Regions from separate parts of the Homo sapiens genome. Here regions 2, 3 and 4 are each linked to region 1. Evidence: chromatin contacts called from ENCODE Hi-C or POLR2A ChIA-PET data. All regions are on one chromosome and are shown on one strand. Each heading gives the region's core, a stretch centred on a gene start or an enhancer-like site at or near the end of the contact. The rest is flanking DNA. Distances are from core to core; before and after follow the strand shown.

Region 1 (6,301 bases), core at 3,802-6,301:
AGATAACAGACGCCAGATGGTAGTGCTTAGGCGTGAGAAGCAAAGTGGGTGCAACTGTCATAGGACCATCAAGATCAAGCTCAATATATCACTGGGATAGACATCCTGTGTAGTAAACAAAATGCCTGCACTGGTTCCTTGGTCTATGGGGTGAGAGTGATGGTAGTAAAAGTCAAGTGAAAGCCTCTGAGACCCCACTATCACCACCACCCACCCCGGCCAAGAGAGCAAGCACATAAACAACATCACACACCAGAGAAAATGGCGGAGACTGGTGCCACCCTTGAAGACCAAAGACGTGTGGAGGGTATCCCCCACCATGTACCTATTTAATTCATCAGTCTGACCTTATAAAAATAAACAGAGTGGCAATGGACTATTGCAGATTCAGCCAAGTGGTAGCCCTGACCACAGGTGCTGTGCAGGTGCATTGCTAGCACAGACAGATCAGCACGGCCCCCGCTTCTCAGGGGCCATCTGATCACCACACTTTTTCATCCCTATCAGGGACCATTTGCACTCATAGGAACGGCCAACAATACACACATATGGTCTTGCCCCAGGCCAATGATACCTTTCCCATCCTTTGTCATCACAGTCTGAAGGAGACTGGGCCATCTGAACGTCTTGCAGAACACTGCACTGGTTCATGGTGTCAATGACAATGTGCTAATCAGGATGGATGAGCAGGAGGTGACAAGTACATGGAAAACTTGATGAGACATATGTGCTCCAGCGGGCAGAAGATTAAACCCTATGAAGAATTAGGGGCTTGCCACATCAGTGAGGTTTGTAGGGGTCTGGTGGTGTGGGGCACACCAGAACATCCCCCTGCACACTCCATCACAGAAGAGCAAGCACAATGCTTAGAGGCCTCTTTGGGTTCTGGAGGTAGCAGATTCCACACCTGGGAGTGCTGCTCTGACCCACATATCTCTGGGTCACATGACATCAAAGGCTGTCCCTCAGGCTATGGGACCCACAGACCCCATGATACTAGAGGCATACATGGTGGGAAGATATGCTGTGTGAAGCTTACAGCAAGCTCTGGTGGGAAAAACCACAAAGTAGACCCCCTAGGGTTCTGGAGCAAGACCAGGTCATCTATAGTAGAGAACTAGACACCATTCACAAAGCAGCTCTGCCAGGCTACTGGACCCTGGTAGAGATGACTAGGGGACATCAAGTGACCATGAGGCCAGAGCTGCCCCTCATGAACTGGGTTCTGTCAGGCCCTCTAATATGTAAATTCAGGTGGGTGGGCCTAGCAGCAATCCACTGAGACTGTAAGCAATCCGTTGTACATCCACATCACCTACCACTGCCACAGCAGCTCCTCTGCCTCAGTTCACAACTACGCCAATGGGCAGTTCTTACGGAGGAAAAAGGCTGCGCTTGATCACAGCTGAGCTGGCTCAATACATGGGTCAGATGTAGTACCTGGATGTGCAGCGGTCGCATGGAGCCCTTGAGGATGAAAGCCACAGGCTACAGATGGTGGAACCAGAATGGGGAGGAGACTTGTCCTCGGCGATGTCCTGAAGCAGCTGCCCCAGCGCTGGATGCCTACTGACCTGGGAAGAGCAAACCCCAAGGTGATGTGTCCTGGAGCAAGTCCAGCATGACTGTTGGCTGGGGTCCCAGCTCCTCACTCCCCAAGCCTGTCCCAGGCTGCCTGAGTGTCCTCAAGACATGGATGCTGCCTTCTCTCAGAGTGAGCAAAGCTGCAGTCTTTTTGTAACTGAATCTCCAAAGTAACATCCAACCACATCTGTCCTATGCTGTTGGGAGGAGATCACACAAGGGTGTGAATACCAGAAGGCAAGGGCCATCAGGGCCATAATAGAGGCTGCCTACTCACCCCACCCACCTTTCTGTCTCTCCTACCCTGCCCCCAACCAGTGTTTAAACATGTCCAAGAACCTCTCATCTGAGAAAAAGCCATATCCCACTCCAGTGCCTGTCCCAGCTCTCACAGTCCATTCCACACCTGGGAATGCCTCTCTGACCCATACATCTTTGGGTGACATAAAAGCACTCCAGCCTCCAACTAGTAACTCACATTCACCCTTCTCACTTCCCTGCATCCTACCTGTCAACACACTTCAATGTAGTGTCTGACTCCAGACACACCGGCCAGCCCAGATCTGCTATCGCCAGGGCCACTAACAGCTCCTAGTCCTTATCAGATGACCTCTGGGCAGCCAGCTGACCCCATCCACCATCTTGACTGCTCTCTTCAGTGGCCTTTGGGAGGGCTCCTGATAATCCCCAGCCCTGCTAGGATCTCCTCTCCTTCAGTGTGGGCCGGACCTCAGGACTCACTTCTCGCTAAGAGAATATGGCAAAAGTAAAGGAATATCACTTCCAAGACATGGCATCTGTCTTGTATGGCCTCTCTCTCTTGTTCGCTTGCTCTGAAAGAAACCAGCTGCCAGGTTGTAAGCTGCTCTGTAGAGAGGCCCCCACCCAAGAGCCAGTGGGAAACTAAGTCTTCAGTCCAACAGCCTATGAGGACCTGAATCCTATCATGTGAAGAAGCTTGGAAGGGGATCCTCCTGAAGATGAGCCTTCAGAGGAGACAGCAGCCCTGGCCAATACCTTGCCTGCAGCCTTGAAAGACCTTGAAGAAGAGGCACCCAGTGGCATCGTGTCCAGATCCCTGATCCACAGACACCGAGACAGTGGGTGCTAATTGCTTCAAGGTGCTAAATCCCAGGATAATTTTTTTTTTTTTGAGATAGAGTTTCGCTCTTTTTGCCCAGGCTGGAGTGCAATGGCACAATTTCGGCTCACCGCAACCTCCACCTCCAGTGTTCAAGTGATTCTCCTGCCTCAGCCTCCTGAGTAGTTGGGATTACAGGCATGCGCCACTACGCCTGGCTAATTTTGGATTTTTAATAGAGACAGGGTTTCTCCATGTTGGTCAGGCTGGTCTTGAACTCCTGACCTCAGGTGATCCACCTGCCTCAGCCTCCCAAAGTGCTGGGATTACAGGTGTGAGCCACCATGCCTGGCCATCCCAGGATAATTTTTTATGCAGCAATAGATAACACAAGCCCATGCAGAGTCTCTTCAGCTTTCCTGTCAGCAGCTCCTAGCATCCGAGGTGCATCCTTCACATCCTTTGTTGGTGTCTCTTAACTGTTGGGGTTTCCCAGGTCCCAGGCTTAGACCTTCTCATCTCCCTGCACTCACTCTGGATTATACAACCACTCCCAAGGCAATCTACAGCTTCAGTCCAAACACGCCCTTGAGTCCCATACATGGATATCCAACAGCTTCCTGGATATGTCCCCTCGGCCCAAATTCAGCACAGCCAGAAACAAACTCATCTTCTTCCCCCTTAAATTGCTGGTCTTCCTGTGCGCTCCTATCTCAGCTATCATCCACCTAGCTAAGCCAGGATCCTGGTGTCATCCTGCATGCCTCTTTTGCTGTCCTCAATCACCAACACCTATAGACCCCACTTCCTGGCCGGGCGTGGTGGCTCACGCCTGTAATCCTAGCACTATGGGAGGCCAAGGCAGGCGGATCCACTTGTCAGGAGTTGGAGACCAGCCTAGCTAACAATGGTGAAATCCCATCTCTACTAAAAATACAAAAATTAACCGGGCACAATGGCGTGCATCTCTAATCCCAGCTACTCGGGAGGCTAAGGCACGAGAATCGCTTGAACTTGGGAGGTGGAGGTTGCAGTGAGCTGAGGTTGCACCACTGCACTCCAGCCTGGGTGACAGAGTGACTCTGTCTCAAAAAAAAAAAAAAGATTCCACCTCCTAAACATCTTGTATTTCCAGTTCTCTCCATCACTCCTGCCTCCCTACCCTGGGTCCCAGGCAGAGATGCTTGTTCACTGCACAAAGTGCCTGGCTAAGAGGGTTGCGATTCAGCCCTGCCTCTGCTCACTAAGGCTGCCTGGAACTAGACAAGAACCACAGCAACCTCCTCGTTTGCTGCCTTCAACCTCGTTCAATCCACTTCCACCTGGTAGCAGCCAGAGGGATTCTAAAACCCACACTAGTTCACGTCTCACCCTGCTCAAAATGCTTCCATGGCCTTCCATTGCTTTCAGAATACAGAATAGTCAAACTCTCTAGAAAAACATCTAGCTCTTTTTTGATCCGGATTTTCTCTCCCTCAAGTCTTGTCTGTTGCCCGGCATCATAAGCTCCTAGGGTTAGTTCTTAGGGAGGGGCTTGCACATCCGGGCCCTGCCATGACCTCTGCAGCTTTGCACATGGCATCCTTCTATCTGTAACATCCTCCCTGCGTCTTCGCTCCCCTGGGCAAAGATAACTCCTACTAAAGCCTCAGATGTGACCTCCTACAAAATCCCAGAGTTGTCCAGCTGCTTGAAGTATTGAGCCTTTGAGCTTTGGGAGAAGTTAAACCATTGTGCTCCTAAGACGGTAAGAAGCGTCAGAAAACCAGGCTCTGAACCTCTGCTGTCTTTTTTTTTTTTTGAGACGGAGTCTCACTCTGTCACCCAGGCTGGAGTGCAGTGGCGGGATCTCGGCTCACCGCAACCTCCACCTCCCAGGTTCAAGCGATTCTTCTGCCTCAGCCTCCCGAGTAGCTGGGATTACAGGCCCGTGCCACCATGCCCAACTAATTTTTGTATTTTTAGTAAAGACTGGGTTTCACCATGTTAGTCAGGCTGGTCTCGAACTCCTGAGCTTGTGATCCGCCCACCTCGGCTTCCCAAAGTGCTGGGATTACAGGCGTGAGCCACCGCGCCCGGCCTCTGTTGTCTTGTCAGCAAAATGGCCCTGGTGTGACCGAGGTCACGCAGCCAGCAAGTGTCGTCGGGTCCCCTGGAGCCTCAGCTTCTACCTCCGCTCCAGCTCCCACCACAGCGCAGGCGAGCGCACGCGCACAGCGCCGGGCCGCACACCTCCGGGCTCTGGGCGGAGCGCCTCGGGCGTTGTAGGCGGGACCGGACCCTCTGGCCCGCCCCTCCGTGTCCCTTCTGGTCGCCAGTGGACGCCGACGTCATGACGTCGCGTTCCGTAGGGCTCTTCCCGGGCTTTGGTGGGTCACGTGAACCACTTTTCGCGCGAAACCTGGTTGTTGCTGTAGTGGCGGAGAGGATCGTGGTACTGCTATGGCGGTGAGCGCGCTGGCGCGTGGCGGGCGGGCGCCGGGGACATGGGTGCGGAGGCTGCGCGCTTCCCGTACTCTGGCCCCGGCCCAGGGCGGCGCTCTGGGTGAGGCTGGGCCCCAGGCTCTGGGGCGCAGCTACTTTCTCGCCTGCACCCTGCGTGAGGCGACTCGCCTACCTACCACTGACCTGGGGCCCTGGGCTCCCTAAGGCGAGCTCGGCCCGTTCAGCCTCTGTCCTTTATTCACCCCACACATACTTATTGGGCGCCATCTGTGTGGCGCTGAGCGTACAAAAGACAGGCCCCCATTTCACTACACTCCTTTAAACTTTTTTTTTTTTTAATTTCCCAATGATCCTTGTTCCAAACACTACACTTACTTTTGTATTACCTTCTTGTCCCTTTGTCTTGTATACTGTCTGTTCCACATCTGAGTTCCAGACCTCTTGTTTTGGTGGCTCTTCTATGCCATCTCTATCACAATACCTTGCGCACTGTGTGTGCTGAAATAGGTCTAATGCTTAAGGGGAGATAATAGACAGTAAACAGGTAAATAGGCAAATGACATAACCTCAGTGGTTTTTCATGGAGAAAGCACGGTGATGTGGGTGACCCCGATATTTGAGCTGGCTTCTATTTGTTTGGAAGCCACTGACTCAGATTGCTCAGCTGAGAGCATTCCAGGTGAGAGAACAGCAAGGGCAAAGATCTGGAGGCTGGAAGGGGTTTGGTGTGTTGGAGGACAAGAGTCACAGGTGGAGAGAAAGAAGGGAAGGCCCCTGATGGTAAAAAGGAAGCTGTATCATGCCTCACCAGCTTCCTAGGTTTCTGACAACCGCACCTTCTCTTGCAGGAATCATCGGAATCCTTCACCATGGCATCCAGCCCGGCCCAGCGTCGGCGAGGCAATGATCCTCTCACCTCCAGCCCTGGCCGAAGCTCCCGGCGTACTGATGCCCTCACCTCCAGCCCTGGCCGTGACCTTCCACCATTTGAGGATGAGTCCGAGGGGCTCCTAGGCACAGAGGGGCCCCTGGAGGAAGAAGAGGATGGAGAGGAGCTCATTGGAGATGGCATGGAAAGGTAATTTCATTCAAGGCCCTGGACTCAGCAGATAGTTTTGCAGAGAGCCCATTGTGTGCCTGGTGGCCTGGCTTTGGGAGCTGGGAGCAGATGAATCGATGGCATTCTTGCCT
Region 2 (6,301 bases), core at 1,909-4,408, 1.5 Mb after region 1:
TGGACAAGCATCTCGGGCTTCCCAAGACAGGCCCTGAGAAGGTTTATTTTATTTTATTCTAAATAGATACCACGTCTCACTATGCTGGCCAGGCTCATCTCGAACTCTTGACATCCAGCAATCTTCCTGCCTCGGCCTCCCAAAGTGCTGGGATTGCAGGCATGAGCCACTGCACCCGGCCCCTGGAAAGGTTTTACACTGAATCCCTGATGTGCACTTGCTTTCCACAGAAAAAACAACAATAAGCTCTGGTTCATCAAGGCTTTCAGTTAAAATCACACTGCTGAAACTACAGAGACAAAAAACAGATCGGGGGTTGCCACAGGATGAGGTGAAAGGAACTGACTACAGAAGAACAAAAGAACTTTCTGGGTTGGTGGAAAAATTCTCCATCTTGATAGTGATGTGGCTGCTTGTCTGTGTAAGTTTGAGAAGTTCATAGACCTGTAACACCTCAAGTGGTGAAGGTTTACCGTGTGTAAATTAGACCTCAAAAAACTTGACTTAAAATCACATTGCCAAAAGACTACTCAGAGGCACTTTACAGATGGAGGAGGGAAAATGGCTTGCTCCTGCTGCGGCAGCGGACCCCAGGAAGCCTGACTCGAAGGACAGTGTTCCCTCAAGTTCACGGCTGCCCAGCTTTAATTTGGAGCCTCTGCAGTGAGTTAGACTTCAGGTTTTCCTGCCGGCAAAATGAGGTGGTAAACAATTGCCAGAGGCTTCCCCACCACAGACAACGGGATTCTGAAAAGCTGTCCACTATGGGGGAGAAATCTGCTTTGGAGTCAGAAAAACTGGGAAAAATATTCCCACCTCTATCACTTCTTAGCTGTGTGCCCAGGCTCCATCCTGTGTGAGCGGGGGTAAGAATTCCCTCCAGTCAGCAGAGAATGCACCTGTAACCCAGCTGATTCCCAACAGCCTCTCAAGAAGGTCAGCGGCTATAACTTGGAGAGGTGTTTACCACAGCTACACAGCTCTTCTGCTCCCTGGGCCCCGGGCTGCTTCCTAGGAAGGACAATCTGGAGGCAACCATAAGGAAAGAAAATAACGAACTGCCTGGCCCTGCATTGCATAACCCGTGCGCAGTAAACCAGGAGCTCTGCTGGGACACAGTCTGTTATCTCAACAGGTAAACAGGAACCCTGCCCCCTCCCTGACCACCGTCAGCACTGGGCCACCACAGACACTCCAGACACAGACCGATAGCACATGAGGAGGACACCACTGCTCTTTAGCCTGTATTTTCACACTCCCATTTCCCTGCAGCTGCTGGCATCATCACTGGGCACACTCAATAACGGACACTCCACCCACTCCAGCCCTTCCCTGGCTACCTGCTCCAAAAGGGTGGTCCCGAGTGACTCAAAGCTGCCTTCTGCACCTTGCTCTTTTCCATCCACGGAGACCAAAACACAGACCCCAGAAGACGATTAAAATATAATAATAATAAAACCCCTCAGGCAGGAGTTTCTGCTTCCCCGTCACATCTACTGAGAGGCACTGTGGACACATAAAGACTGTTGACTTACTTTTTTCTCCACCTTGGGGCAGGAGGGAGGCAACACCCAGAAATTATCCCAATTTTATAGAAACAAAGACAAAGAGCTACATATCCTAGCCAAAGGCAACAAGGAGCAGGCCTAGAGCCACCCGGAGAGGCAGAGCCCAGCAGCAGCAAGGCTCCAGTGACTCCCATCTCCCTGGCAGAGATCGTCCCAGCCCTGTGCCCTGAGGGTGTCCTGAAGATCATGGGGGCTCGAAACCATGAAAGCAAGCAAAGATTTCTGTACAGTGCGGTTCAGAAAAGTTACTGAGTGCCTTCAGCCCAGGATCTCCTGGTTGATTAGGGAGTACTAACACCTAGGTTAAGAAACTCTGATTTCATTCATCACAAATATTTATCAAACCACTGCCAGGACATTGTGGCAACCACATCCTGCTGTTTTTATTCGGAGCCATTGCCAAAGCTTGGTTCTCTCCCCCACCTTCCGGTATCTGTGAAGTTTTCAGTTTCTATCAAACTCCAGCTGGGGGAGGGAACCGGGGCTGGCCCTAGTCGAGTAAAGTTCCACCACCAGGTCCACAAAGAGACTGCAGGGAGGCGTGGCCAGGCCGGAAATTCTGACAAAAAGTTTTGGCCCTCTGGTCCTAAAAGCAACTACTTCCTGATCGCTCCTAGTCCTGGGGTGGGGATGCAGTTCTCTGGCTGAGTGCCCCGCCGGTGGGCTGAGCTGGGGGCTGCCATCGCGGTGGATGGAGGTGGGGGGTCTGATCTCCGCACTCCAAGGCGCTCCGCTAGTACCTGGAACAGGGGAGTCTAACCCCCTGCCTTCCAATGGCTAAAGTTATTTTGGAGCACAGTCCCCTCCTAGGGTGTGAGCTCCGGAGGGCAGGGCCGCCTCCTCCACACTCCCTCGCCCCCCCCCCCCCCAGCAACCCACGGCCGGCGCTTTGAGGACTTGAACCCGGCCCAGACCCCGGGGCCCAGGCCTGCTCCGACCCGAGGAAGGAAAAAGGGGAAGCCAAAGGAAACTTCAGATGGACGCGGGGTGCGCTCGCCGCGGCCAGGGGCTCCGCTGCCCCCGCCCCACCCTCCGAGGGAGCGCCTTCCAGGGGCCCTGGCCGGCCTCCCACCTTGACCCGCTTGCCCTGGATCTCCAGCGTCTTCATGGTGAAGTCGACGCCGATGGTGCTTCCCTGGCGCTCCGAGAAGGCGCCGGTCTTGAAGCGCTGCACCACGCACGTCTTGCCCACGCTTGCGTCGCCCACCAGCACCAGCTTGAACAGGAAATCGTACTGCTCGTCCGGGTCCCCCGGGCCTGGGCCCGGCCCTGCCATGGCCTAGAAGAAGCCGAAGGGCCGGCGCTCTGGACGCTGGGACCGGCCTGAGCTCACGCAAGCCGCGGGCCGAGCTCCGCCCGCTCCAGCCCACGGGCCGCCTGGCTACGTGGAGCCGCCGCAACACCTGAACCCCCAGCACTGCCGACCGCCTGCCTCGGCCTCGGCCCCGCCCCACCCCGGCTGGCTCCCGCCCCGGCCCGGCTCGGCCCCGCCCGGACCCGGTGCCCCGCGGGTTCGGCTCCCCCCCGGACCCGCCAAGCCGGGCCCTCCGCAAAGCTCCGGCCGGTCCTCAGCTCCGTGCCACACCAGTCTGGCCTGTAGGCCCGCCCCAGCCCGCCCCCGCCCGCCCCCGGCTCCGCCCTCAGGCTGGCACCCACTCCGCCCCCAGCCCAACCCTCGGGCCCACCTCAGCCCGACCCGGGTTCCGCCTACGTCCCCGCCCCCGACTCCGCCCTCAGCTCCGACCTCGACTCCGCCCCCAGGCCCACCTCAGCGCGCCCCGACTCCGACCCGACTCTGCCCTCAGCCCGACCTCGACTCCGCCCACAGGACCACCTCAGCCCGCCCCGACTCCGCCCTCAGCCCGAACTCGACTCCGTCCCCAGCTCCGACCTCGACTCTGCCTTCAGGCCCACCTCAGCCCTCCCCGACTCCGCCTTCAGCCCGACCTCGACTCCGCCCTCAGGCCCACCTCAGCACACCGCCCCGACTCCGCCCACAGGCCCACCTCAGCCCGCCCCGACTCCGCCCTCAGGCTCACCTCAGCTCTGACTCCGCCCCACCCGACTCCGCCCTCAGCCCCGACCCCAGCCCGACCCCGCCCTCAGCACCTCGGCCCCTCCTCCATCAACACCCCGGCGCGCCCACACCGCGGATCCGTCTGGCCCCCAAACCGCTGCCCACCCCGACCCTTCATCAGCTGGGACCCCCAGGTGCTGTCCCGCGCCTCCTGCTCGCCCCCCACCCAGGCCTGGTCCGCCTGCCCGGGATCCCCTACCTGCTGCCTCCCAGACCGCCGGTCAGGGACAGGCGGAGACCATGGCTGGAGCTCCGGGCCTGCAGGCCTAGACTAAGAATGACCCCCTCCGGAATGGATCACGGAGGAAGGGGACGACCACAGCAGTGTCACCTGAGTGCCCACTCTGACAGGCGGGCAGTGCAGTCTCCGAGAGTGGTGGGGGTCGCTCTTCCCAGGGGCGGAAGGGAAGGGAGGGAGCAGGCTGCAGAAGGCCAGAATCCAGGCTGGCTACAAAACTGCGGAGGAGCCCAAAATCCTTGTGAGGAGAGGACCCAGGGCCCCATTTGATGGGAAGCTAGGCCAGAAGGAGGAGCTGGGAGCTCTTGTCTCCAAAAGGCAGCCTAGCAGTGGTTGAAGCAGCTGCTAAACGGCTGGATGACCCAGCTCAGAGCAGCTACAGGCCCATTTGGGAAACTGACCCAGCCAAAAAGCACCAGTCTAGGAAGAGGAACAGAAAAACTTGAAGGGATTTCTGAGGAAGGGCAGACCAACTCCTGAGTTGGCCCAGTGAACCAGGGCGCCTCAGAGAAAGGAGACCCAAACATCTGTAAGAAGCTTATACTAGATCCAACAGGACTGGGCTTCCCAGCTCCGAAGATGGGAAGGAATTGACAGCACCCCTTACCCCTCTAGACAGCTTCCTTGTGGCACTCCAATTCCAGGTATTCAACATATTTAATGAATGGCTACTACAGGCGGGCATTGTCCTGGGGCCTTGTAATGCACCTGTGGACAAAGCAGACAAAAATCCAGGAGAAAAGGGGAAAGTCTTCAAGCTGAAGGAGACTTCGCAGAGAGCAAGTCCCCCAGTGCCACTGTGAGGACCCCAGCCAACCTTTCAGGTCAAGATAGAAAGGGACTGAATGAGCAGTCTGCAAAGGCAGACCCCGTGGAGAAGGCAGAAGAGTTGTTTCTTCTGAAAGTTTGAACTCCACTCCCATGGGAAATACCCAACAGAATCAGACAGGAAACCCCAAAGTGCCACTGAAAAGCAATTGAGAGCCCCACTTTGGTACACCTGATGGGAGCGGAGAGTTAGAGAGGCAGGAAATAACCTCCACTCCAGGGTAGAAGTAGACAGGAGATGGGATGGAAGGTTTCTGCATGCTGGGACTAGCTCAGGTCAAAGTCCAGAACTCCAGAAAACAAGGCCTGCCCCCAGCTCAGAGCAGCTACCACAGCACAAAATGGTGTGGAATCCAGGAGCCAGGATGAAGCGTAGGGGTAGACGGTGGTTGGATAGCTAACTGGCCTTTCCACTGCTCTAGCCTGGAACTGGTTGGGCTGGGGCAGGGGACATGTTGGTCTGAGTATAGATTTTGTCAGAAAACCCAGGCACCACTCCCTTGCCTTTGCGGGGTGATTCTAAAATTGGACTGTGGTAAGGGTTGCACAACTCCTCAAGTTTATTAAAATCATTAAAATGTAAACTTACAACCTGTGGGTTTTATGGTATGTAAATTATACCTCAATAAAGCTGTCTAATATCTGCATTTCCTCTTTTGGTGGTAAATTCCTGAGTAGCACAGTGGCATTTTATTTGAAATGGAATCATGCTAATTTGAAATGCAGCAATTAAAAAATATTTATGTTTCATTTAATACACCAAATTTGAAAAAATGTATATTGCACTTTTTTTTTTTTTGAGACGGAGTCTCGCTCTGTCACCCAGGCTGGAGTACAGTGGCGCGATCTCGGCTCACTGCAAGCTCCGCCTCCCGGATTCACGCCATTCTCCCGCCTCAGCCTCCCGAGTAGCTGGGACTACAGGCGCCCGCCACCATGCCCAGCTAATTTTTTGTATTTTTAGTAGAGACGGGGTTTCACCGTGTTAGCCAGGATGGTCTCGATCTCCTGACCTCATGATCCACCCACCTCGGCCTCCCAAAGTGCTGAGATTACAGTCGTGAACCACCGCACCCGGCCTATATTGCAAAATTTTTAAAATAGGTCAAGAATTTAGTTGCCGGGCACGGTGGCTCACGCCTGTAATCCCAGCACTTTGGGAGGCTAAGATGGGCGGATCACGAGGTCAGGAGATCGTGACCACCCTGGCTAACATGGTGAAACTCCGTCTCTACTAAAAATACAAAAAATTAGCCGGGTGTGTTGGCCGGCGCCTGTAGTCCCAGCTACTCAGAGGCTGAGGCAGGAGAATGGCGTGAACCCAGGAGGTGGAGCTTGCAGTGAGCCAACATGATGCCACTGCACTCCAGCCTGGGCGACAGAGCGAGACTCTGTCTCAAAAAAAAAAAAAAAAAAGAAAGAAAGAAAAAAAAATTGGTCAAGAATTTAACTTTTTTTTTGAGACAGAGTTTCACTCTTGTTGCCCAGGATGGAGTGCAATGGCCTGATCTTGGCTCACTGCAACCTCAAGCAATTCTCCTGCCTCAGCCTCCCCAGTAACTGGGATTACAGGCGTGTGCCACCACACCC
Region 3 (6,301 bases), core at 1,585-4,084, 1.2 Mb before region 1:
AGGAAACTAAGGCAAGGTCTGTGCCCCAGGCCAGTTTTACTAGGAGGACATTTGGCTTTTTGGTTTAAATACTCAGCTAAGGATTTAAACCTGGAATATGTTTTAAAATGCACCTATTCACCAAATCAGGTGCTGGGAAGGAATGAAAGTGCTAGACACTGTGAAGGGCACAAGGCTGGGCAGAGCCCACACTCCACCCTGGGCCTCCCCCAACCCTTTCCCACCCTCCAAGCAGGGGCTCCATTTCTGAGTCTGCAAGTTGTCTGCCAGGTGACCTCAGGCAGGTGCACAGCCTTTCTGTGTCTGTCTCAGTCTGTGAGATGGGGGTGCTTCCAACAGTGCCTGGTTCCTCAGGTGTTGTGAGAATTCCGTGAGCTGACGCTCACTAAGCACCCCCCTCAGGATCTGGCACACCGGCAGCACTCAGCCAGTGCCAGCCATTGGTGTCAGCCTGCAGGCACGGCAAACGTTCGGCCTCTGCCCCTCTACTGTGATGTTAAGGAATCAGGGGCCTCCAGCCCTCCTGGGACCCAGAGCAGGCCTTAGAGCCCTCCCCTGAAACGTGATCACTAACTGGCCATCCCATGATATTAAGTAATTACTGTTAATATTTTTAATTGTGATGATCATATTGTGGTTAAAGGAGGCCTTACCTTTTAAACATATAAACAGATATTGACAGATAAAGTGATCTAAAAAGTACAGTAGGGGGGCTGGAAGGAAACACCCTCCAATGGCTTCCCAAGGACAGGTGGCCCTATCTCCTCGCAGCAGCCCAGCACCTGGGCCCTTGGGACTCTCTGCAGACCTCACCACCAACTGCCTCTCTTCTAGTCCAGGTGTGCTCACTTCACTTCAGCCTCAGCCCGGGGCCACTGCCCTGGCTCTTCCCCCAGCACTGCAGGTGGGAGCTGCTTAGTTAGATCTCGGCTCAGAAGTCACCCCTGTGGGGGCCTCCAGGCCCACTCTGTTACATCATCCTATATTATACTCTTCCCTGCAGTTTCTACTGTGGGAAACTATCTTGGTGATGTGTTTGTGAACTTTCCTCCCTGTCTACCTTCCCATCAGAATATCAGCTGTCCTGACTGTTCACTCCAAGGCCATATCCCAGAGTCTAAAACAGGACCGGGCAAAATTTGCTGAATGAGTGAATGGAAGGTGCGGGGGAGAGCGGGGGAGGTCGGAGAGTAGGAATGGGTGGCCCAGGTCAGCCAACAGGGTCTTAATGCTGGGCTGAACGTCCCAAGGGGGAAGCACCCAGGCACTGACAACCCAGAAAGGGCTCTGGGATGTCCCAGGGCACCGGCATTAAAGAGAGGACACTCTAGGGCTGGAGCTGGCTCGGCCCCTGAAACACAGCAGCACGTGGGGCGGCCAGAGGCGCAGGCTGCGTGCAGGGGGAGGGGACACGCTGTTCCGGGCACAGTCCCCGGCTGGCCGCCGGACTCCGCCCCCTCCCCTGGCCCGGCCAGGCCTGCTGTTTATCCTCCCGGGGACACAGCGGCTGCAGGAACAACATGTAATTGATAACAAGCCCAGCGCCGGCCAAGGGCTTGCCATTGGGTCAGCGTGCAAATCACGGGGGTGGCGGCGGGGGCTGTCCTTCAAAATAAGAGTCTCCGGTCCCTGAGCCGCCCGCAGGCCCCAAAGTCGCAGAGTCCGGGCGTCCTCACACCTGTAGGGCGGCAGGGTCTCCCCAGGGGCCACCTGGTCCGGGGGGACAGGGGGAAGGAGATTTGAGGCTCTCAAACAATTGTTGATTTTGTCACCTCCGAGGGCCGTGGGAGAAAACAGCCCCTCTGTGCCCTCCGTGAGAGGGGGGTTCCATGAGTAACACCAAGGCGGGGAGGGAAGAGTGAACCGGACCACCATATGGGATGGGGACGGCCTCTCTGCCCCGCCGCCGCCATCCCTCGGTCAGGCCATGGCTTTGGTAATGTTCGGTCTGAGCGGACGGGGACTCAGCGTGGAGTGAGACGCGTGAACGGTGCGGGTGTGCGTGAAGGGGTGTGAGTTCCTGTCGTGTGACTGCGTGTGCGGGGCGTGGTGCGCGGCAGCCGCTGTGGCTGTGCGGGAGGCTGTCCGCGAAGGACTCGCGCGTGGAGCCGCCGTGGGTGCCGGCGGGTGAGGGGAAACGTGCGTGGGAAATGAAGAGAGCCGGCTCAGACCCCTTCTAGAGTCCTGGACCGCTGCCCGCTGGGCACCATGCCCTCGTCCCACGCCCCCCCCTTGCCCCCGACACTGCTGCGGTGACCGACAGTAACCCCTCCGTCTCCAGCCCCTCCGCCCCCCAACCCCGGGCTGGCCAGCGCGTCCGCTCTCCCCCTCCTCTCACCAGGCCGCGCCGGTGCCCACCATATGGGAGGGCCGGCCCGCAAGGCGCGCCACGGAATCGCCCGGCCAGGCACCGAGGCGGCGGCGCGGGCCTCAGCAAAGTGCTGGTGGGCGACCGGGGCGGGGGGGGTCACCTCCCCCGGGCCAGTCCGACCCCTGCCCACCTCCGCGGGGGCCCATCCCGCTCCTCCGACATTCCTCCAGCACTCGCGCGGTGCCTCCGAGAGCTGCGCGGGAGCACGGCCACGCGCCCCGAGGCCGGCCAGCCCTCTGATCACCCGGGGCCGCGTCCACGCGGCCGGCCGGCCCCGCCGCGCCTCTCCCACCTGAACTTGGCGCACGCCGGACCGGCGGCCAGGCCCCGGCGGTCCTGCGGCCGGGCGGGCTGGGCTGGGGGCGGCGGCTAGACTCTCGGTCCGGCGGCGGCCGGGGGCCGAGCCGCGGGTCCTGCGCTGGCTCGATCGCCCGCCGGCCCGCGGGTCGCTGCGGCGGAGCACTAGCCCGCCCGCAGCTCGCTGGGCACTCACTCCCCGCCGCTCACGTGACGCAGCGGGCGCCGCGAAGGCTCGCAGGAGGCTCGGCCCCGGGCGCGCGCCCCATTGGCCCGCGCTGCGCGTCACACGTCCCGCCCCGCCCTGGCCCCGCCCTGGCCCCGCCCCGGCCCGCCCGCGCGGCTCCCGGACTTGAGCGGCGGATGCTCGGGGATCCCGGAGCTGCCAGACGCGCACGCCCCCCAACACGCTGCCTGGTCCCTGGCCCGCAGCCACCTCCTTGCTTCCCACCTCTCGCCGCTGTCTCGCGGCGTCCACGAGGGCCGGCTTCTAAAGCTCGGTTCCCAAGGTGAGAACGTGAGACTGGCCTGAAGACTTAAGAAAAGCTCTGAGATCGCCCCAAAGTGCAGTCTGCGTGATTGAGCGGGAAGCGCTGGGGAGCCTGTCTGGCCCGGTCTGGCCCACGTCCCCACCTTCATCCCCAGCGCGGTACAAGCAGCTCTGTCCCCCGCTGAGTGTCAGATAAATCACTTGCCTAGAAGGACGTATTTTTGGATAAATACGGTATTGGGCTTTCAGCAGGACAATCAGTTACCCTCCGGAAATTGCGCGCGCTCTGCGCTGCCACCCTGCCCTCCAGGACTAAGGAGGTTTGCTGACCGGCCCCCCCCCCCCCCACCTGAAACCAATGACACCTTGTCTCTGGGGCACCTTTCTGAAGACCAAACAATGCTTCGCAGTCTACAAAAGCGTTCGTAGACTGCTTTAGTCCGCAGCAATCCTGGCTCGCATTTGGGTTCCCGCTTAGAGACAGGAAGAGTAAGGCTCAGAGTGGCTTGCCCAAGAAAAACACGTGGGCTGACGGTGCTAGGCACCCTGCTGTGCCCTTTAATCCACACTCCAGCTGGATCCTCAGCCAAGCACTTTACAGATGAAGAAACCGACTCAGAGAGGGCACCAGCCCTCCCCAGCCCCACAGCTGGGAAGGAGCAGGTAGAGAGGTAGAGCCAGGTCATCTTGCAGACACCCCCAGGCCACCTGTGCAGAGCTGTCCTACTGAGCTTCCTTCCTCTCCCCTCCTGGCACTGGGAGGTGGGGAGCATTTTCTCCTGCTTCTTCTTGAAGACATTGCTAGAACAGGAATTTTTAACCATACCCTTTCCAGGCTCTCTGGAATGCTATAGGTCTAGGCTTGCTTGACCAGGGATCTGGGGACACTGTGCACCAGGTCAGTGCCAGGGATTCAGCTGCTGCTGCCACTAGGAGCCAAACCAATGCGTTGCCAGAGGGCTTTAAGGACATTTGTGTTGAGGATGGTGAGAGGCTTTCTAGTTCACAGAAGTTGGAATGACCACTCTGGCATTACAGCAGCCCTGGCTAGCCTGGGCAGAACAGTGGAATTTGTCCATTTTCATAAGAGAAGAGATAGAGGCCTGTATTCCTCATTTTGTCTCAGTGCAGGTCTGGATTGGGCATAGCCACAGCACTTCTCCATCTGCCCTGCCCGCCCTCGGTCTTCACTCCTCACATACTCTCAGTCTAGTGCCTCCCATCTCCTTGGTGAAAGCTGCAGCAAAAGGTCAGAAAAAGCTTGGAAGCAAAGACACATCGTTAGCACCTTCAGCACACAGGGAGGAGGCCCCACTGGCTAGAAACTGGAGAACAGCCAAGATGGTCCTGTTAAAACCTGAGTCAGATCAGGTCCCTTCTGGGTTCAGAAGCTTCCAGCAGCTCCCAACTCACTCAGAGTAAGTAAAGCCCAAGTTTTCACCACAATCTTTAATGCCCTACAGCTAGGTACAGCATTTACCCCAAACCATATCTAAGGAGAAAAGCTCCCTCAATATAGTGGGGAGAATCTATCATTGAGATTCCTTGGCAGAAAGGAGAGAACAAAGTCAGGTGGTGCTCTTCAAAACAGATGACCAAAAACAGTAAAGATTTATCTTCATAGCAGTGAAAATCTCTAAGTTTCTTTTCTTCCAAAGCAATTCCTTCCCTACTTCTACATAATCAAGTATAGAAAAGGGCCTTGGAAGGATATAAATTATATTGGTTAAATATTGTATGACCTTGCCTATAAAACCATTTGGGCCTGGTGCCTTTTTGGAGTGATCTTTCTCCATGCTTGAATTTCACACATTTTACCAGGATATGTCTGACTCTAGCCTCCTTCTGTTTTCATTGTTACTACTCTATGCTTGGTGTATCCTTTTAATCTGGAAACTCAAGTCTTTCTTCGTTCAGGGAAACGTTCTTCTATTGTCTCTTGTTTCCCCCTAAACAGCTGCATGGATTGCTCCATCGCATACTCAGGTCTCTGCTCAGATGCCACCTTATCCCAGACACCTTCCTCACCCATCCCGTCTAAAACAGCACATCTGCTGCCCTCAGTTTCCTGGCCTCTGTTTATTTTGCTTCATGATCCTGATCTTTATATTATTTATTGATTTGTTTCTTGCCTGTCTCTCCTATCAGGAGACAAGCTCCTTAAGAGCATGGACTTGTATTTTTTTATTCACTGCTGTATCCCCAGAACCTAGAACACTTCTGAAACATGTTGAGGAAATGAGATTTTCTTCTTGCCCCAGTAAAGCTGCCAATGGATATGGGATCTTTGGAGAAGCTCTTCAAGGTCTGGTGCTCTCTTCCACAGTACTGTAGCCACCAATCTTGTCCTCATCCCCTGTTCCACACACATACCTGAGACTTCCAGCCTCCCCACTAGCTCATGCCTGCCCGGGGGTCTGAGCCCAGCCTGCCCTCTTCCAGGAAGCATTTTGAGGGCCCCATTCAGTGGCTCAATGGTCTGTGCACAAAGGGCCCACTGTGGCCATCAAGCCCTGTGACCTCCCACAGTGACTGACTTCTCCTCACCCTTCCCAGGTGGGAAGCAACAATTCCCCCTACTCTCAGCTCCCCTGTCCCCAGCCATGCTTCAAGGGTCTCTGGCCAGAGTCCCTTACCTTCTCACCACCTCTTCCTCTAAGGGCTGGGGTGCTGAAGAGATCCTACCCATTCTGGGCTCAGGAAGTGGTTTTGAGCTGGAGGCTAGGGAATAGGCAGGCAGAAGGGCTGCTGGTGCCCAGGGGCCAGGAAAAACATGCTGCAGGAGGTTCCTCAGGCTGGGCTGGACCGTTTCCCCACCAAGCAGACCCCTGGTGCTGTGTAGACAAGAGGTCAGGTCTGTTCTGACACCAGGCGACTCAGATGAGGGCCCACTCCTCTCTCATGACCAGTGTTGTCCCCACCCCCAGCCCCCCAGCCCTGAGCACACCTAGCTTTGAGGAACATCAGCCCAGGGACCTGGGGACCTGGTGGTCCAAGAAGACACAGAGAAGGGCTGAGTCCTGAGAGCCTCTGCCCTGAGAGCCTCTGCCCCTGGCTCTGAGCATTGGCAAAGCCCCAGGTATACCCCTGCCCGGAGGATCCAGAAGCAGCAGGGGCTGAGGTGGGATGAGAGCTCCAGCTTC
Region 4 (6,301 bases), core at 1,028-3,527, 1.1 Mb after region 1:
CATTTTATTTTTGTGCTCTGCCTTTTCTGGTATAATTGTCCCTTGCTATTTGTGGTGGATTGGTTCTAGGACTCAGATGCTCAAATCCTGCAGTCAGCCCTGCCAAACCTGGGGATGAGGACTACTGCATTCCCAGTTGCTACTTTACCTTCAAACCTAGCATTTTGATTGGCTGCCTAACGGGGTGGAATTATCATAACTCTTGGCCTTTGAAACTATTTTCAGTTTTCATTCCCCTGAATACTCTGCAAATTGTACACATTGAGCACCTACTGTACCCCAACACTGTTTCAAGAATCAGGGATATCGCAGTGAATGAGACAGACAAAAATAGCTGCCTTGTGGAGCTGCCATTCTAGTGGGGAAGACAGACAATATGCAAATAAGTGAGTAGTATAAGAGGAAAAACTTTGGGAGGCTGAGTCGGGAGGATTACTTGACACCATTACTTGACACCAGGAGTTCAAGACTGCCTGGGTAACATAGTGAAAACTTCTCTTTACAAAAAAAAAAAAAAAATTAGCCAGCCATAGTGGTGCACGCCTGTGGTCTCAGCTACTCAGGAGGCTGAGACAGGAGGATCACTTGAGCCCAGAAGTTCAAGGCTGCAGTAAGCCCTGATTATGCCACTGCACTCCAGCATGGGCAACAGAGCAAGAACTTTTCTCAAAAAAAAAAAAAAGAAAAAGAAAATAAAAAAGAAAAAACAGAGGAGAAAAGCAGTAGGGAGATGTCAATTTTTGTGTTTGTATTGTGGTGACAGGGAGAGGGACTTCAGTTTTAAATAGGGAAGGCTATTTCACTGAAAAGGTTACTTTAAAGTCAAGACCAGAGGAAAGTGAGGGAGTGGCCAAGCAGATACCTGGAGGAAGAGCTTTCCAGGTAGAGAGAAGTACAACTGCAGAGGTCTGATGTAGATGTGTGCCTTCTCTTTTCTTTTTTGTTTATCTTTTGGAAGAGACAGTCTTGTTATGTTGCCCAAGCTGGTCTTGAACTCCTGGGCACATGCAAAGTGAAAGCAGAGAAAGAGTGGACTTACCCCAGAGGCGGATGGTTCTGCAGTGTGCAAGGCCATTTCAGAATACACATAGAGAAAACAGGAGAATAGGTGGTGAGGGTTTTGGGGAAAGAGCCAATTTTGGTTGAAAAAGTAGGGGAAACCCCAGACATTGTACCATCTCAGGGTTGAGACTGCTTGCCTAGCTTTTGAGATTTTTTTTTTCCCCAGACCCCTCAACTCCTGAGATCTTATCGGGAAGCTGCTGATCACCAGTTTTAGGTGTTTTTATCTATTGGGAGACTGCCTTTCTCTGGTCTGGCTGCAACCAATTATTATTTTAGAGAGACAGCTTAACCTGACAACCACGTCATGGTTGCCTCACATTGCTGGTCGGGGAGTGGCCCCTCTCCTGCCCTGCTCAGGTCTGACTACTTACTGTAACAATTGCAAGGTTTTTGGATGGAACAATTGAAAGAATGGAGCTTGCATGAACCAAAATAAGAAAAGACTATGAGAGGGCATTGTTGAAGATGGAGGCAAAAATTCTGAGTGGATCCTGATGTGTTCGGATGGGGCTGGTGCTTGGGAGGCTGCTCTGTGCTTACAAGAAGAGTTCTACCCGGTCCATCTTTATCACATCTTCTCTAATACTAAGTTCAGAGAGGCTTTAGCTCATTTTCCATTTTCTTGGGCTGTCTCCTCTGCCAGACAAAGTGCCTATTTCTCCTGTCTCTATCACCGAGCCACACAATTGCTGTAGTCATTTGCAGTCTACTAGAACGATAACACATATTGGCATCAGACAGATCTTGGTTCAAAACCTCGCTCCACCAGTTTCTGTGTTGAGCTAGACCAAGTGACATGATATACTGAGTCTCAGTTCCTTATTTGTAAAATGGTGATAATAATTTTTGGTTAAGTAATTAAAGTAAGGATAAATGATGCCTTTCGAAGAAGGACACAACTGGAATGGCCAGTTTACCCCTTGTCCCCTCTTCGGTGGCATTATTTATTCTGGAGTAAGGAGGGATGGCTGAGGGAATCTGTCTGTGGGTCCAACATGGCGCCGTCCTGCTCCTTGTATGAGCCTCAAAGATGGGGACAACCATTTGGGGGCAGACATGTTTGTAGCACGAGATCCAGGCTCAGTCCCGAGGCAGCCGGAACGTGACGCAAGGTTGAGGCGGGGCTCCTCCCCCGCACCCTGGCGTCGAGCGTCTCGTGACAGGTACTTCCGCTCGGGGCGGCGGCGGTGGCGGAAGTGGGAGCGGGCCTGGAGTCTTGGCCATAAAGCCTGAGGCGGCGGCAGCGGCGGAGTTGGCGGCTTGGAGAGCTCGGGAGAGTTCCCTGGAACCAGAACTTGGACCTTCTCGCTTCTGTCCTCCGTTTAGTCTCCTCCTCGGCGGGAGCCCTCGCGACGCGCCCGGCCCGGAGCCCCCAGCGCAGCGGCCGCGGTAAGCAGCGGGCCCAGCCCGGCCGGCGGCCTGGCCCCATCCCCCCCCTCAGCCCCTCGGTCGCCAGGGCCTCGCGTCCTCCCTGTCCTCCTGGGCAGGCTCCAGTCCCAGCCCTGGCCACGCGGGCACACCCGGCATCGCTCAGGCCCCCGGAGCAGGCCAAGACCCCACCCGGCTTGGAGAGGTCGGAGGTCGTCGGGCGTGACCTCTGGCCGGGTTGCCCGCCCCGGCCACCCGTCTCGGACGCTCTGTTTACTGTTGGCCTGGATCTCAGAGACCCGAGAGGGTTCCTTGACTTGGGCGGCCCTGCGCCGCGGCAGGACGCGCTGGCCAGTGGAGTTCCTTAGCGCGGCGAGCAGGAGGGTGTCAGAGCCCACGCCGCCCGCCGCCGTGCCCACCCGGCGGGCATGGGTCACAGGCGCTGGGGGCCGAGCCGCGTTCCCATCCGGTTCTTCAGTTGAACAGCCTGACCCTGTTAGTGGGAGTTCCCTGACGGCAACTGAGTCAAGGCAGTGAGTCAGGTCACGTGCGCTGGGCTCGCCTCGACACTTGTGTACATTGAGGCGCCTCTGGCGCTGGGAGACAGGGAGCTTTTTGTCCTAGGCATGTTACGGTAAATCCTGAGAGAAGTTTTTCAACTTAATCGAGGAAAGATGGTAGTTGGATGTAGAGTTGTGTTTCCATTCCGACCGTGTTTGGGGCCTCTTTCTGCATTCATTTTAGGCTTGATACCTAATGGGGTCATAAGGGGAATATTGAGAATATTGACAGCAAATATTTGAGCGTTTATTGTATGCTAGGCAGCGTGGCAAGACCTTTTAACAGATCATTATGTTTAGTTCTTTGAACAACCCTCTGAAGTACCACTGTTGTGCCCACTTAACACAGTGGGAAGTTGAACAGAGAGGCTAAGCCATTTGGCCAAGGTCACACAGCTAATAAGTTACGAAGCAGAGATGCAAGCCCAGGCAGTCAGACTCCAGAGCACTGTATTAAATTTCTAGGTTGTACTGCTTTCACGTACCCCTGAAGCTTGCTGGTTTATCTTTTGCTACCTGGTATCTGTACCTCAGTGCCTCCCACCACCTCCTTTCTTTCTATTGATGTCATTTGAAAGTCTTTCTGGTAGCATCAGTTCTCCCTTAAAGCCATAAGAAATGCCGTTTGCGACTTATCACACATATTGTGGTGTAGTGTCACCGAATTAGGAGCTCTTGAATACCGGCAGGGTACTTAACTGAGGTTTGAAAAATTTTGCAGGTAGGCCTGGCAAACCTGCCTAGTGAACCTTTCTTACAACCTTAGTTGATGGCTGTCCAGCCGGCTGGTTCTTCCCTATTCAAAATACTGCATCTTTGGTTTCCTAAAGAACGGACTCTTGTCTCTTTCTTGTGACTTAAGCAGCTGATGAAGCACATGATTTCTCATCCATGGATGAATAAAGTCTCCTCTTAGTGTGTTTCTCTCTTCAAACTTGGGAAGGTTTGTTCAGATTTGAGTTTAAGGACTGGAAGGTGAGTTAGGAGTACTTCTTCTGAAGAAGGGACCGGCTAAGTTAAAGCTTAGCGTTCACAATCCTGTTGTATTCATATTTGTCTTTTTTTTTTTTAACTTTGCTACCTAGCCTAAAATATTTAAGTGAGTAATAAGTACTGTGGCTTTATATAATGTTTGAGTTTAGAGTAATGATAGGCACCTTTTTATTCATTCATTAAGTATTTTGAGTATCCATTGAGTATCAGCAATGTATCAGGCATTGTGGGACATTGACTCAGGGAGATAGGCGTGGTTCCTGTCCTCAAGGAATTTTTAAAAGGTGAATGATCTTGGCCAGAAATTCTGTTGTGGAATAATTTGGCGGTAGAACTTGAGGCTTTTTGGAAAGAGTTATTTCTCATCTCTGCTGGTGAATCAGTAGTAACCCAAAGGATGGTGTTCTTCTGGCTAACTTTAAGGCTTTGTTAATTTTAACAACAGCATTTGTATGGTTTGCTCTTCAGAGAGTGTAGAAGATAATATTACAGTTTCTAATTAATCACATCTTTTAAAGAGTAACCTTCAACACTCAACTTGTTTCTCCTTTTGCTCTAGTGGCATTTATTTTATTTTATTTATATTTTGAGACGGAGTTTCCCTCTTGTTGCCCAGGCTAGAGTGCAATAGCGCGATGTCGGCTCACTGCAACCTCTGCCTCCCGGGTTCAAGCCATTCTCCTGCCTCAGCCTCCCGAGTGGCTGGAATTACAGGCATGCGCCACCATGCCCAGCTAATCTTGTATTTTTAGTAGAGACAGGTTTTCTCCATGTTGGTCAGGCTGGTCTCGAACTGCCTACCTCAGGTGATCCGCCTGTCTCGGCCTCCGAAAAGTGCTGGGATTACAGGCATGAGCCACTGCGCCCGGCCGACTCTGGTAGCATTTTTTTGTTCACTCAAGAGGTAGTCCATGTCACTACTGTAATTACCTTGCACTGCCATGTCTTTGAGCAAAGGTACATTTGGCATGCTGGATTTTTTTCTTCAGCTGGCAAGAAAGTTTAATGTAGCACTGATAGTGTACTGGCCATAGTTTCAGTACCATTCTACATAGAAAAGCTGTGTTACCCTATCTCCCACAACTTTCTAGATTCCCTTCTTTAAGGGAAGATTTGGATTTTACATTTGTGGTAGAACTGCATAAGTAAACAGAGGGTGGAATGTAGAAGATAGTCTAAAAATAGTTTTATTAGTATATCCTTCTAGGTAGTTAGCAACCACTTGGGGCAATTTTTTTTAAAATTTTTTTTTAGTGCCAACTGTGTCTAAGCTCACCAACCCTGTAATCAGAGAACAACTCTTTATAGTAAAGTGTGGCTTTGAATCAGTTTTCTGACCCCACTGCCAAGTGAAGCCAAAAAATTTTGGTTATTTGATTAGCTTTTAATATGTCTTCAGCTGGGCACGGTGGCTCACGCCTGTAATCCCAGCACTTTGGGAGGCCGAGGCAGGTGGATCATGAGGTCAGGAGATCGAGACCATCCTGGCTAACACAGTGAAACCCCATCTCTACTAAAAATACAAAAAATTAGCCGGGCGTGGTGGCGGGCGCCTGTAGTCCCAGCTACTCGTGAGGCTGAGGCAGGAGAATGGCGTGAACCCAGGAGGCAGGGCTTGCAGTGAGCAGAGATCATGCCGCTGCACTCCAGCCTGGGCGACAGAGCGAGACTTCTTCTCAAAAAAAAAAAAAAAAAAAGTCTTCAAAGGGATCTTCACTAATAACGTTTTTGCTCTTACTTTGGCATTAGACTTTGTAAACAAAGATGTAGCAAACACAGACCACGCAAATATGACAGTTGTCTTATGCACATTCCTCTCTGGCATTTGACACAAATATTTTAGTTTTTCCTATGATAAAGTATTTATCTCCCCATTCATTTAATTCAACAAATACAGCTGAGATAGATTTGACCAGATGTTGGACTTGGAGCTGTAGGCAGGCTTTTCCTGGGGAGGTAAGGATTAGAAGTCCTCCTGAATAAGGCTAAACAGAGGTTCCCCTTGGCATTAAATGTCTTCTTCTGAAGGCGACTGAAACTCGAGAAATGAACTCCCCGCCTCCCCCCTTATTTTTTGGCTATTGGCTTGCTGTTGATGATTCTTACCTCTCATGTAAGGAAGGCTACCATTGTATTCTCAGGCATCCATTCCTTTGTGTTACCACATGCTTATCTGTTAATATTATCTAATAGTTCTCTATGCTTCTCTGTCTGCAGTTTGCTGCAGAAACATTTTTGCAATATGCTGATCTTTTCAGTTATTTGCTCTTAAATCTTCTATTCTGTTTTTCCCCACACTCCATATGGCATTAAAG

The links. Hi-C counts contacts between places; a loop is a spot of excess contacts on that map. ChIA-PET counts read pairs that join two places held with the same protein, here RNA polymerase II (POLR2A). Pooled maps may share reads with other maps.
Region 2: a loop to region 1 is called in a map with no recorded cell type, with 9 times the contacts of the local background. The contact joins the promoter of RAB43 here to the promoter of MCM2 in region 1. A Hi-C loop is called at or near these places in 2 of 37 single-sample maps with no recorded cell type and 9 of 50 pooled maps.
Region 3: a loop to region 1 is called in a map of CD8-positive, alpha-beta T cell, with 4 times the contacts of the local background. The contact joins the promoter of KLF15 here to the promoter of MCM2 in region 1. A Hi-C loop is called at or near these places in 2 of 168 maps with a recorded cell type or tissue (CD8-positive, alpha-beta T cell and naive thymus-derived CD4-positive, alpha-beta T cell) and 9 of 50 pooled maps.
Region 4: a loop to region 1 is called in a map of ascending aorta, with 4 times the contacts of the local background. The contact joins the promoter of RAB7A here to the promoter of MCM2 in region 1. A Hi-C loop is called at or near these places in 1 of 168 maps with a recorded cell type or tissue (ascending aorta), 4 of 37 single-sample maps with no recorded cell type and 9 of 50 pooled maps. POLR2A ChIA-PET finds 5 or more read pairs at or near these places in 1 of 52 experiments (MCF 10A).

What each region holds. Positions count from the first base shown.
Region 1 is chr3:127,593,360-127,599,660 of GRCh38, forward strand. MCM2 (minichromosome maintenance complex component 2) reads left to right here and starts at 5,052. Exons shown (of 16, transcript NM_004526.4): 1 at 5,052-5,113; 2 at 5,959-6,188. The coding sequence starts at 5,108. It also overlaps a transcript of TPRA1 not described here. RefSeq lists enhancers at 4,730-5,687, 5,041-5,160 and a silencer at 5,191-5,350.
Region 2 is chr3:129,118,646-129,124,946 of GRCh38, forward strand. It overlaps RAB43 (RAB43, member RAS oncogene family), which reads right to left and starts at 3,159. Exons shown (of 3, transcript NM_198490.3): 1 at 2,641-3,159. The coding sequence starts at 2,844. The region is part of intron 11 of ISY1-RAB43 (ISY1-RAB43 readthrough); the gene reads right to left. RefSeq lists an enhancer at 1,243-2,188 and silencers at 2,969-3,148, 3,169-3,388.
Region 3 is chr3:126,354,574-126,360,874 of GRCh38, forward strand. KLF15 (KLF transcription factor 15) reads right to left here and starts at 2,835. Exons shown (of 3, transcript NM_014079.4): 1 at 2,664-2,835. RefSeq lists enhancers at 1,377-2,136, 2,137-2,896 and a silencer at 2,795-3,014.
Region 4 is chr3:128,723,906-128,730,206 of GRCh38, forward strand. RAB7A (RAB7A, member RAS oncogene family) reads left to right here and starts at 2,278. Exons shown (of 6, transcript NM_004637.6): 1 at 2,278-2,454. RefSeq lists enhancers at 2,002-2,131, 2,161-3,145 and a silencer at 2,412-2,701.